Regions from separate parts of the Mus musculus genome. Here region 1 is linked to region 2. A link is a contact called in ENCODE Hi-C or POLR2A ChIA-PET data. All regions are on one chromosome and are shown on one strand. Each heading gives the region's core, a stretch centred on a gene start or an enhancer-like site at or near the end of the contact. The rest is flanking DNA. Distances are from core to core; before and after follow the strand shown.

Region 1 (5,411 bases), core at 2,826-5,325, 35 kb after region 2:
TCTCATACCTTCACTCAAATTGAAATTCAGTTGAAATTCAAATTTCTTACGAGAAAGACAAGTAACCGTTTAAAAGACAAGTAAGCTTACTATTTTAAATAATTGAGCCAGAGGTATGGTAGGGTTGAGCAGAGTCACACGGGCAGACCTGAGGGACTTCCTTATCTACTAAATAGAGACTGTTAGCTGTGTGATGATAATTGTCATCTTACCCCCTCCATGGGGTCTCTCTCTGGTCTCTGCCAATCTCCTTTCCATTCCTATGGGTTTGTTTCCTTGAGACACTGTCACCTACTGTGTCACACAGTAGTTCTATCTATCTATCTATCTATCTATCTATCTATCTATCTATCTATCTATCTGAAGTTCTCTTCTATACACACACAAACATACACACACAAACATACACACACACACACGTGCACGCGCACACACATTTATTTATTTATTTATTTATTTATTTATTTATGAGACAAGACTTTACCATGTTATCTTGGCTGGCTTGGAACAGTCTATGTAGACCAGGCTAGACTCAGACTCGACAAGTTCTGTATGCTTTTGCCTCTCAAGTGTTGGCATTAGAGGTATGCAGCACCCCACCTGTCCAGGGTTCCTTTTTGAAGGCTGAAGCATCCTGTGTGTCTGTACCTCCTTTTATTTGTCCATCTCTTGGGCTGGCTCCACATCTTAGCTATTGTGGGTAATGTTGCAGTGAACGTGCTTGTGCGCCCATCTCTCTCCTTTTGAGATAGGGTCTCGTAGAGCCCAGGCTGTCCTTGAGCTTGCTCTGTAGCGGAGGATGACCTTTTATTTCTTATCCTCCTGCCTATATCCCCCAAGGACTGGGATCACTGATTTGTGTCACTATGACCCACTTACGTGTTGCTGGACCCAGGATTCCTCGTACGCTAGGCAAGCGCTCTACCAATTGACCTATCTCAGCCACACACGTCTCTTTGCAATCCTGCCGCAGTTTTCTTAGATATGGGCAAAGTATGAACGTTGCTAGCTTGCTATGTCGCTCTATTTTTAATTTCCCGAGCCCCACCCCCACCCCCTCGCTGGTCTCTGTCACGGCTGTACCGTTTGACATCACTATCCTGGACTATTTCCCTGCTTCCTTTCCATCAGGGCCCAGTGGGTGAGAGAGGATAGCCGTGGTTGAACAATACTATCTTAATAGTTTATACTTCATGTCGTAATCAAGATTTGAATTAGGATTAGTGAAACTAATAGCCACTGTTTATTGAGGGCTTACGAAGGATTCTAAGCCCCTGGCATGACTTGAGTAATTCTCAGGTCCAGGAGGGAGACTCCATCTGTCTCCCAGTTTACAGCTGGGTAAAGTGGTGCTCAGACACTGTAGGTGACTTACCCAGGGCCTGTATCCAGGAGAGGCTTGGGGCTGCATTTGAACCACCGGACTTGAGGGAGTTCTCTGTCTCCCCTTCTCTGTGGATTTCAGTGTCCACAGGATGCATCATGAGCTTATCTGCATCAAGAAAAGTGTTGGGTACGTGGGCCCCTTCCTGAGTGGACGGTGCTGGGCTGGGGAGGTGACATTTAAAGTGAGGCTCCTGCTCATTCATTACGGAAGCACCACATAGCGGCCCAGATTCTCTATAAAGTGGCCCAGGCTCCTTGGACCTCGACCTATAAAGGAAGTTGCTCTTTCCGTTTGTCCTCCCACCTTCTGATGAACTGATGGAAAATTTGAGGAGAGAGACATAATTTTGAATTAAAAAAAATTTTTTTTCTGAGATAGGGTCTCCCATTGCTCAGGCTGGCTTCTGACTCACTATAAAGCTGACAATGACTTTGAACCGAGATCCTCCTGTCTCTCCTTCCAGTGTCATCATGGCTGTCTTTCATTTTGAACTTTTTTTCTCAACAGTATTCAATCGAGAATTTGGTTTCTATAATGAATACCCACCGCCGTGTGCGTGTGTTAAATTAATGCAATGCTTCTTAGCACGTGGCGCTTGTCTTAGAGGGGTTTTCTGAAGAGACACTCTGTAATATCCACCAGAAATTAATGTGAAATAGCTGTGTTTCTGTTCCCTCATCATCACACCTCCTGTTTTTTTCATGAGGTCCGATCCCAATTCCTCTCAGGCTCTGTAGAATTGATGGTCAGCTGCAGTTAGTTCCTCACGCTTCTCGTGTTTGTGTGGGTTATGGTATTAACAAATGCCTCGGGTTACAGTATTTCAAGTCAGGAGACCAATTCCACCCTCTCATCTGCTAATGCTATCAGTAAATAACAGCGCGGGGCTGTTCTAGCAAACAGGACTGCGGCTACGAGTGCTCCCCGCCCTCAGATACGTTCTGTTAATGGTTTTTCTTATTTTCCTGCGATAAAACAAAGTCTCTGTTAAAAGCCACACTCATAGACTAATCCCCAAAGCGTATGTGTGTTTCTTTTTAAGCAAGACAAGGAAAACACTCCGTGTTGCCTCCTGTTACAGAGTCCTGGTGTCTGTAGGTTGGTATCTGGTGCTTTCTCGTGATGGTGGGACGGGTGTGTGTGTGTGTGTGTGTGTGTGTGTGTGTGTGTGTGTATGTGTGTGTGTGTGTGTGCGTGTGTGTGTGTGTGTGTGTGTGTGTGTGCGCGTGTGTGTGTGTGTGTGTGTGTGTAGCTGGAAGAAATTTTCCATCTTGAGAGAGCCTCCCAGGGCTCTTGGGGACATGGATGCTGGGTTCCTACTGAGCTCAGGCTTGTCTCTGTGCTTCTGGTTGTAAGTTAATCTCCGTGTAACAGGGACACATAACACCGGTACTGATGGTGTGGGGGTGAGAATATGTCCCTCACAGGGCCTCATGGGTACACAACAACTGCTCATTGCTTTAGAAACTGTCACATAAAGGATGGATTGTGGTGAGCTGTTTTTTTTTTTTAAATAAAAGATTATGTTTTTTGTTTTTACATTTAATTGTTTATTAGTATGAGTGTGGGCACACATGTGTCACAGCACATATGTGGAGGTCAGAGGACAACTTTCTGGAGTTGCTTCTCTCCTAATACCATGTGGGTCCCCGGATTCAAACTCAGGGTGGTAAGCTTGATGCTTACCTGCTGAGCCGTCCTGATGGCATTTAAAGGCCAAGACAGTGTAATGTAGTGTAGTGTGTGTGTTTGCATGTGTGTGCATGCGTGTGGTGGTGGTTAAAGGTTGCTAGTTTCAAGGAGATTCAGGATCACCATGGTCACAGCCCCTCTGCCTGTGTCTAGGAGGGGGTTTCCAGAAAGGTTTAATTGAGGAAGGCTCTCTGTGCGTGTGGGTGCACGTGCCATTGCATGGCTCAGAATGAATGAAGAGGAGAAAGCGAGCCCATTGCTGTTCATCGCTCCCTGCTTCCCAACTGCAGATGCAATGTGACCTGGGGTCTTTCTCTTCCTGCCGTCCCTTCTACAAAATAATGACCCATCCCCCCCCCAAACTGTGAGCCCAAATAAACCCCTCATCCCAAAAGTTGCTTTTGCCAGATATTTTTTTTTCCATAGCAACTCCCCTCCCATATTAACAGATATATACAGACAGAGCAGAAAGGAGGCCCCGTGATCAAAGCGTGGTGCAAGCACACACGTGTCGGCACTTGCCTGGCCCCACTCTGCCCTACCCCAGCGATCAGGGAATATCTTCCAAGTCATCACCCGTCCCTCTGTCCTGCTATCTACCACAGCAGCTGTCTGGCTCCACCTTCCATCTCGGTGACAGTTGCCACTTCTGATGTTCTTCCCCCTTCTTGATCTGTGGTGTGAGACTCTCAGCTTGGAGGTGCTTGCCCATCACACACATAAGGCCCTGGCTTTAACAGCACCCCCAGCCATGTGCATGAGGCTCTGCCTTCCCAAAGCATATGTTTATTCTATTTTAAAAGCATCATTACCAACCATTATTGAAACAGGCGGGTAGGATGGGCGGGTAGGATGGGACAGAGCTCTTAAGCTGCCAGGGTGGGCTTTCCTTTACTTTGGTTTTACCGGCACAAAGCCCACAAAGCCGGAAGAACAAAGGGCTGTGCGCACTGGAACACTGATGCCTCCTGACCGGAATCAGCTCCCGTGGAGGTCACGTGAAGGCTGGGTCTTCAGGGATGCTTTTGTTGGAAGCGCCCTTAACAGGCTCATTACGCCGCAGATTGCACGTTGTGTGATCTGGCTTGTCAGGAAGGCAGCCTGGCTGTTTGTGTGAGTCTCAGTGATCTCTGAGATCCACTCCAGGAGATGGGGGAGTGAGTTCAGAGAGCTTGGCCACTTAGCCTGACATTGCTAAGTTCCCTCTAGGGGGTTACTCCCTGTTGTGTTCTTTTCAGACAATGGTAAGAGAGAGGGAACTTCATTTTGAATTTCTTATGTCTCTCTCTCCCCACCATATGTGTGTGTGTGTGTGTGTGTGTTCTCACACACATTTGAGGAGGCCAGAGGTTGATGTCCAGTATTTTTTAATTGCTTTTAACTTCATTTTTGGGGGTGGGGAGAGGGGTTGTCTTTCACTGAACCCAGAACTCCCCAGTTTGCTAGAGAGACTGGCCAGCAAGTTCCAAGGATTTCCCCCACGCCCCTAAATTGGAGTTACAGGTGTGTGCCACCATGCCCAGCTTTTACGTGGGTGCGAGGGATACCAGTTTGGGTTTTTATGCTTGCTTTAACCCCGCTCTCCTGTGGCCTTTGCTCTCCCAGTCCTACCCTTCAGTGGCTCACTGTTGCCTGTCATTTCTCTCTTGTCTAGCTCCCACCCGGGATCTAGTTTAATTTAGGTCCCTGTGTGGGATATAATTTCTTTGTGGGTAGGGGCAGTAGTTCTTGTTCTTCAATTCTTACAGATTTCAAAGAGGTGAGTGTGGGCCCGGCAAGTGCCTGTTGGTTTTAGAAGAAGTGCACACTGTTCCATCCTTATGCTACTAGGAAAGTGGGCTGTGGTGTCGGCATGGCATTAGCAGAGACTCCGGGTGTATGGCTTTTGGGCAGAGTCAGCCAGAATAACCACTGGCACTCCAAGAGCTGCTGTGGCAGAACTATCTGTCACCTCCTTCTGGTCTCTGTCCACATGAGTATAAAGGAATCAATGAGCCGATACCTGGGAGCAGCCATTGGGTATCAGAACGTAAGCCATGTGAGAATGCCAGAGACTATGCGTTCTCCAATCTTGACTCCACTGATGAGACACTAAGAGGAGACCTGGAGGGGACTGGGGTGAAGATGCACCCCGTGACTGCAAACAGATCCATTGAGGTGTGTACAAGAGTGGCTTGTATATGAAGAAGTCATAATTCCGTAAGTCCCATGGATGCATATGCCGCACAGCGGGAAGCTCAGAGCCGGACAAGTTCAGCCCAGGAGACAGAAGAAAGAAGGCAGGAAGGGAGCCAGGCAAAACCAGGGCCAGGACTGGATGGTGGCTCGCTCA
Region 2 (5,743 bases), core at 157-2,656:
GAGTGGCTTGTATTGGAGCATGTATATCTCGGCCACCTCAGCAAGCAACTCATTCATAAAGGAGCAGCAAAATAATACTGGCTACATAAATATCTCCCTGTAATTGACTCTTGTCTGAATCACAGGAAGCCTGCGGACTTTCTCTGCTGAAGGGAAAACTTCAGGAGAAGGAAGAGGAGGTTTGGAGGCGTTTCTGGATACATGTATCAGAAAGCAACTTGTGAGTCTGTCAAATGTGAGGGGAGGATAAGGCCCATTACATTCAGATTCGACAAGAATTTATCAGTGCCCCTGTGAAGAGACACATTCAAAGGTACAATGTCTTATGGAATCCAGCATTCTGTAAATGCATTTAATGGTAAAGTAGAAAGGTCAGGCTTTACAATAACCCTGCTTTCCTGGCATAAAAGTGATCTCCTTATCATTGACCCGCGTCCACCTTATTGATCCTTGGCCACCCAAATGCATGGAGCTGAGCATTTAACAACATTTTACACAATGCAGGTAAGCAGCGCCATCTTTCTCTCTACCTGCCAAGGCTAAGCTGGCTTGGATCTCCCCCTCCCAGCCTCCACTCCCAACACTTTGTTGGACTTTTAGGGGCGTCTTTTCACATCCGTCCGACTGATTCTCATACACTTCGAATAAATTACAGAAAGCTGTACCTTTTGGTGAAACAGTTTTAAAAGCTACAAACCCGCTTTGCCCCGAGGGGTGCGGGTGAGGGCACGTGTCAGAAAGGCTAGCAGCGGCAGTCACCAGATCCTGGGATGCCGGAACAGTTTCCCTAACCTTGACTTTAAGTCCGCTCTCTTTAACCTCTTTGCAAAAGCAGCCCTCAAGCTGAGCTGTCCTTTGAAAGAAAAACGGAACTGCCCAGTTTTTGATCAGTATGAGAAGGGCATCCGCTCTTAGGGGAGCGTGGGGCAACTTCCCCTGCTAAACCGCCCAGGGATTGTAAATGGTCGCGTGTCAGCAGGGCTCCTGTTTGCCTCTGTCACCTAACCTGCTTCTCGCCACACCGGAGAACGGGTGGCAGCACTACAGCATCTTATTCATGGTTTTCCCCCATCCCGGTTGTGTCATGGAAACGTTCACGCAACCTCGAGACAGCGGCCCAGCTCCGCCCAGGGACTGAGGGCTTTTGGGACCCTGCGGGAGCGTGCTGCGCACTCCGGACTCCCCGGGAAACAGCTGGACGCGACCACGTCTCGGGTAGGGGCGGGGGGAGGCGACGCTCCGCCCCGGCGCGGCCCCGCCCTCCCCGCTCGCCGGCGCCCTCCCCTCGCCGGGGGCTGCGAGTTGCGTTTGGTAAAACCCAGCCCTGGAATATATAGATCACTGGAGCGCAATGAAGTAGCTTTTGGCGAGGGAGGGAGGGAGGGGGGCCTGGACAGTCACAGAGGCCAGTGCACGGCGGCGGCGGCACCTTCCTTCTCGCATCCCGGTCGCCCGGCCCGTGAGGAGGCAGCGGCGGCCGCAGGCGCCAGCAGAGGAGGCGGCGGAGCATCGAGCAGAGGCGAGGCGGACCGGCAGGAGCGCGCGGCCGGAGCCACGCATCCTCACACTTGCACACCAACTCCTGCGCCTTTCACCCTCTAGACCAGAGTCGGGGCCTCGGAGAGCCTCGGTGAAGCTAGCGGGAGCCAGCTCCGGAGCCCAGCCAGCTCTGTTCTGAGCCTCCCCGGTGCTGGTACCCCCGCGGCGGGGTCCCCGCTTCTGCGCTCGGGACGCGCCTCCCGGACAGCCGGGTCCCCGCGGCCAGGACAAAGCCATGAAGCCGGCGCTGCTGGAAGTGATGAGGATGAACAGAATTTGCCGGATGGTGCTGGCCACTTGCTTCGGATCCTTTATCTTGGTCATCTTCTATTTCCAAAGTATGTTGCACCCAGGTAGGGGGCGCGTTAGCGTGGTTTTGTTGGATATTTTCTCCTCTCTCGCTCTGCTTTCTGCTTCTTCCAACCTCACCTCTTCCCTTCGGCCTCTTCGGGGCTCTTTACTGCCGGGATCCGCGGGTCACGGAGTTGGGATGGGAAGAGAAGGTGCGCTTCCTCTTCCTCCCATCTCCAGGCTAGAGGTTGAGACTGCAAGGAGAGACAGCGGCGCGTGTTGTTGCCTCCTTTTTCTTTTCTTTTCTTTTCTTTTTTTCTTTGTGTCTTGTCTATTGGCTAGGTGGCATAGAAAGGTAGGGCTTGTTGGAAGCTGCCCGGGTTGATGGGAAGACTACAAAACTCTGTCCGGGTTGCTGCTGAGGGCTGAGGTGAAGCAGGCGCTGGCAGCCGGCTGTTCTGCGCCAGGCAGCGCTGCCTCTTCCTGGTTGGGGACCCCCGGGCGAGTGGTGCACGCCCCGGCTGGGTAGTGAGTCCCTGCAGCCGCCTGGGAAGCCCCAAGCCCAGCTACCACGTGTTCCAAGCTCAGCAGCAGAGCAGGTGTGGGGACAGAGTGGGTAGGTTCCCTGCTCTTCTCTCCATCGGGGGAGATATTTTGCGAAAACACCCCAGGGTCCAGCACGGTGGTGACTTTGCAGCTGTTGCTCCTGGGCCTGGTCTACCATCTCCTGGCCCCAGACCCCCCAGCTAGGAACTCCAGAGCCTTTGGGCTGCACTTTGACCATCAAAGCTCTTGGAGATACTTTGTGCAGTTTCATCCCTTCTTCTTGGGTTCTGAGCATTTAGAGACTTCTGCAGCACAGGAACGAATCCTTCCTCACGTCTTCTCTGGCTTAGGCTAAATACCAAGTCTCCTATCAGGATAGGCAGGGCCTAGGCACCCCTCATCCCGGGGGTCCAGAAGGAAAGTTTGGTGCTAGAGAAGAGAGGGGCGCCCTGGAGTGCTCTGGCCGGGCTGTGCTGCATGGTTTAGAAGCCCAACAGGTAGGACTTTCTAAGACGGTTCTGTATGTGGCCACCCAGCCTTAGACTTGGGAACCCCTTTCCCCATTTCTTCTGGATCAATAGACCTGTACTGGGTCACCTTGACATATTTTGACTCCTCAGAGTCGCTACAATAATCATTTCCTTTCCTAATAGCAGGGAGGAAGGGGGTGGGGTGGAAACACGTATCTTTCCAGGGAAATAAGGCTGTTTTTTTTTTTTTTTTTTTTTTTTTTTTTTTTTTTTGCCTCCCGCCTTCTTTACGTGTATAGCTAACACTTTCAGTAGACTCAGCCGCGAATTCATCAAGCCAGACAGAGCCGTAAAGCTGTTCCTTGCATCAAACAGGCAGGGATTCCTTGACAGCGCAGGGACAGACTGGCCTCTCTTCCTTTTGGGGCTCACAACAGTTGTTAAGGAGGTCTGGCTGCCAAGAATATGGTCTTGTGCTACCCGGACACCCCAGCCAGTCCTGGTAAAAGATGGCTTTTGTTTGCAGCTCATATTTTTAGTCTAATGTCAGCAAACTCCTTACTCAAACCTGTGGTTGTGAAACTTGTGAGAGAATTTAAAAATGGACTTTGCTGGCATTCTGGGTTGCAAGAGGGTGGGACCAGACACACGGGCATCTCAAGAGTGCCAAGCTCCAGGGGCCACCCAGAACCAAGCCAGAGGGCTAGAGGACAGGCTGGTATGCAGATATAATGAAGCTAATGCTGTTTAAACAAAGGGCCCAGTGATTTGGTCTAGACTTCAGAGCTGTGTTCAGGCCTATTCAAGTTTTGCTGGGATGGTGCGTGCCCGGTAATTCTCAGCAGAAGTGCTTAGACCAGGAGTGTATGGAAGGAATGTACGTGAACCTCTGTGCACCTGTAAGTTGTCCATCAGAATTCCCTTAGCATGAATCCTGTGGTGAACTACGAAATAAGCTTTACTCAAGACACGGAGGAAAAAACTCACAACCTGTAGCCAGGGCCTTGCGTTTCCAGCTTTCTAATCATCAGAATTTAACTTATCAATTGACTTGGAAGTGGCTGTAGGGTTTTTTTTTTTCAGTGTAGCCTTCTGGAACTTTTAGCCTTGTCCAAGCCTGTGGGTCACTGAATACTGTCTTTGATCCTGCTGGGCCCTTCCCTTCCTGGTCTCCTTTCTTTTCACTAAATGACATTTGTTTATAATTCATATCACCAGGAGCCTGCTTTTGCTGAGCCCTCTTTTAGTGCCAGGCAAATGCAACTTTCAAGACATCGACCTGGATACGAACCTACAGACGTTTGATTGAAAGTTCTTACTTGAAATTATACATAGTGCCGCAGAACTCCCTGTCAGTACTAGTAATATGGGCATAAATTTATGATTTGGAAACAGTGTTGTTTTTTTTTTATCTCTTGTTTTTTTTCATTTTGTTAATATCTATGGTTGATAGTTGAGATCAAATCGTTTTTTTTTTCTGCTTTGAATTTTTAAAAAAAGATTCTAAGAGAAGATTTATTTTAAATTACTCCCTCCCTTGCGTGTGTGTGTGTGTGTGTGTGTGTGTGTGTGTGTGTGTGTGTGTGTGTGTGCAGTGCCCATGGAGGTCAGAGAGTGTGTTGGATCCTCTGGAACTGGAGTTACAGATGGCTGGGAGCCACCTCTGTGTGAGTGCTGGGAATTGAACCAGGGTCCTGTGGGAGAGCAGTGTCCTTGACTTCGAGTTGTTTCTCTGACCCCTTAAGAATTTTTATTTTTATGTGTGGGGGTGGGGTGGAACCTACATGTGTGTGCATGTTATATGTGTGCAGGTGCCTACAGAGGCCAGAAGAGGGTTTGAACACCCTAGCGCTGGAGTTAAAGGTTGTTATGAGCCACCAAATGTGGGTGCTGGGAGCCAAACCTTGGTCTTCAGCAATAGCAGCAAACTCTCCTACCTGGAGAACCTGCTCTCGCACACCCCCACCCCCCCTTGAATTTTAAAGTGACGAGTCTGTGAAGTCCCCTGGTTACAGTCAGTCTTTTTACCTGGGGAATCTCTCGGATCAGATCTGAAGCCCTCTGGCAAGGGTTCTCTGGATTCCTGTCTGTGAGATAGAAAAGCAGTTCCGTGAAGGAGATGAACTCTTAAGTTTCCTTGCTGGCTGGAGGGTATGCGGGAGGGAAAAAAATGAAACAAAACAAAAAACAAAAAACAAACAAAAACCAAAAAACAAACAAACAACCCCACAAACTCTGCCTAGCTCTTAGGCTGGCAAATGCCTCCTGACATTCTAGTCTGAAGTCCACTGTCTTTTGTATTTTTCTAGCTCATAAGCTTGGGTAATTGCGAACTTGAGTAATTGGCCATCCGTTACACCACTTAGAGTTTAGTAGGAGTGGGCTATGGTCAGTTAGGCAGTTTTCTTTTGAAACCCTCAACCTCCTGAGTTAATAATCTTCATGAAGTTCTTTTATTTATTTATTTATTTTTATTTATTTATATCTTTTTTGGTCAGGAACAGGGTTTTAGGCTTCTCTCTAGTCTGGGTGTTTTATACAGGGCCTAACACATAGAGGCCTTTCCATAAACTATTTGCTAGCTGAATGGATGAAGTAGTTGACCCTTGTCTCTAGCTCCAGGAAGCTCTAGTTCAGGGCTGGTCAGCAGCAGCAGCTGGCTTCTCCCTCCAGCTCTGCTGCAGGGCGTGCCTGGGCATTCTCAGACTCCTAGTTCTCTGGTGACTGGACCCAGTTTAAACTTGTTAATATCGGGGCTGACTGCACGGCTCCCGAGGCACCAGGCCCCGAAGATCCTTCTCTGTGTCCTGGATAATGGGGAAGGGTGGTCTCAATTAGCCACTGACGTACAGAAATCCATGCTCATGACGGACACCTCCGTGGGTGTGAACTTCTGA

Evidence for each region. A loop is a pair of places that touch in the nucleus more often than their neighbours do. ChIA-PET counts read pairs that join two places held with the same protein, here RNA polymerase II (POLR2A).
Region 1: POLR2A ChIA-PET joins it to region 2 with 19 read pairs in embryonic stem cell. The contact joins the enhancer-like site here to the promoter of Chst11 in region 2. A Hi-C loop is called at or near these places in 1 of 37 maps with a recorded cell type or tissue (left cerebral cortex). POLR2A ChIA-PET finds 5 or more read pairs at or near these places in 2 of 5 experiments (both embryonic stem cell).

The regions. Positions count from the first base shown.
Region 1 is chr10:83,015,981-83,021,391 of GRCm38, forward strand. The region is part of intron 1 of Chst11 (carbohydrate sulfotransferase 11); the gene reads left to right. Among named protein-coding and RNA genes, the nearest start is that of Chst11, 33 kb to the left of the region's middle. Within about 2 kb of position 4,076, at least 1 of the 3 ENCODE cell types and tissues checked has a DNase peak (open chromatin) inside an H3K27ac peak, as active enhancers do.
Region 2 is chr10:82,984,091-82,989,833 of GRCm38, forward strand. It overlaps Chst11 (carbohydrate sulfotransferase 11), which reads left to right and starts at 1,407. Exons shown (of 3, transcript NM_021439.2): 1 at 1,407-1,892. The coding sequence starts at 1,775.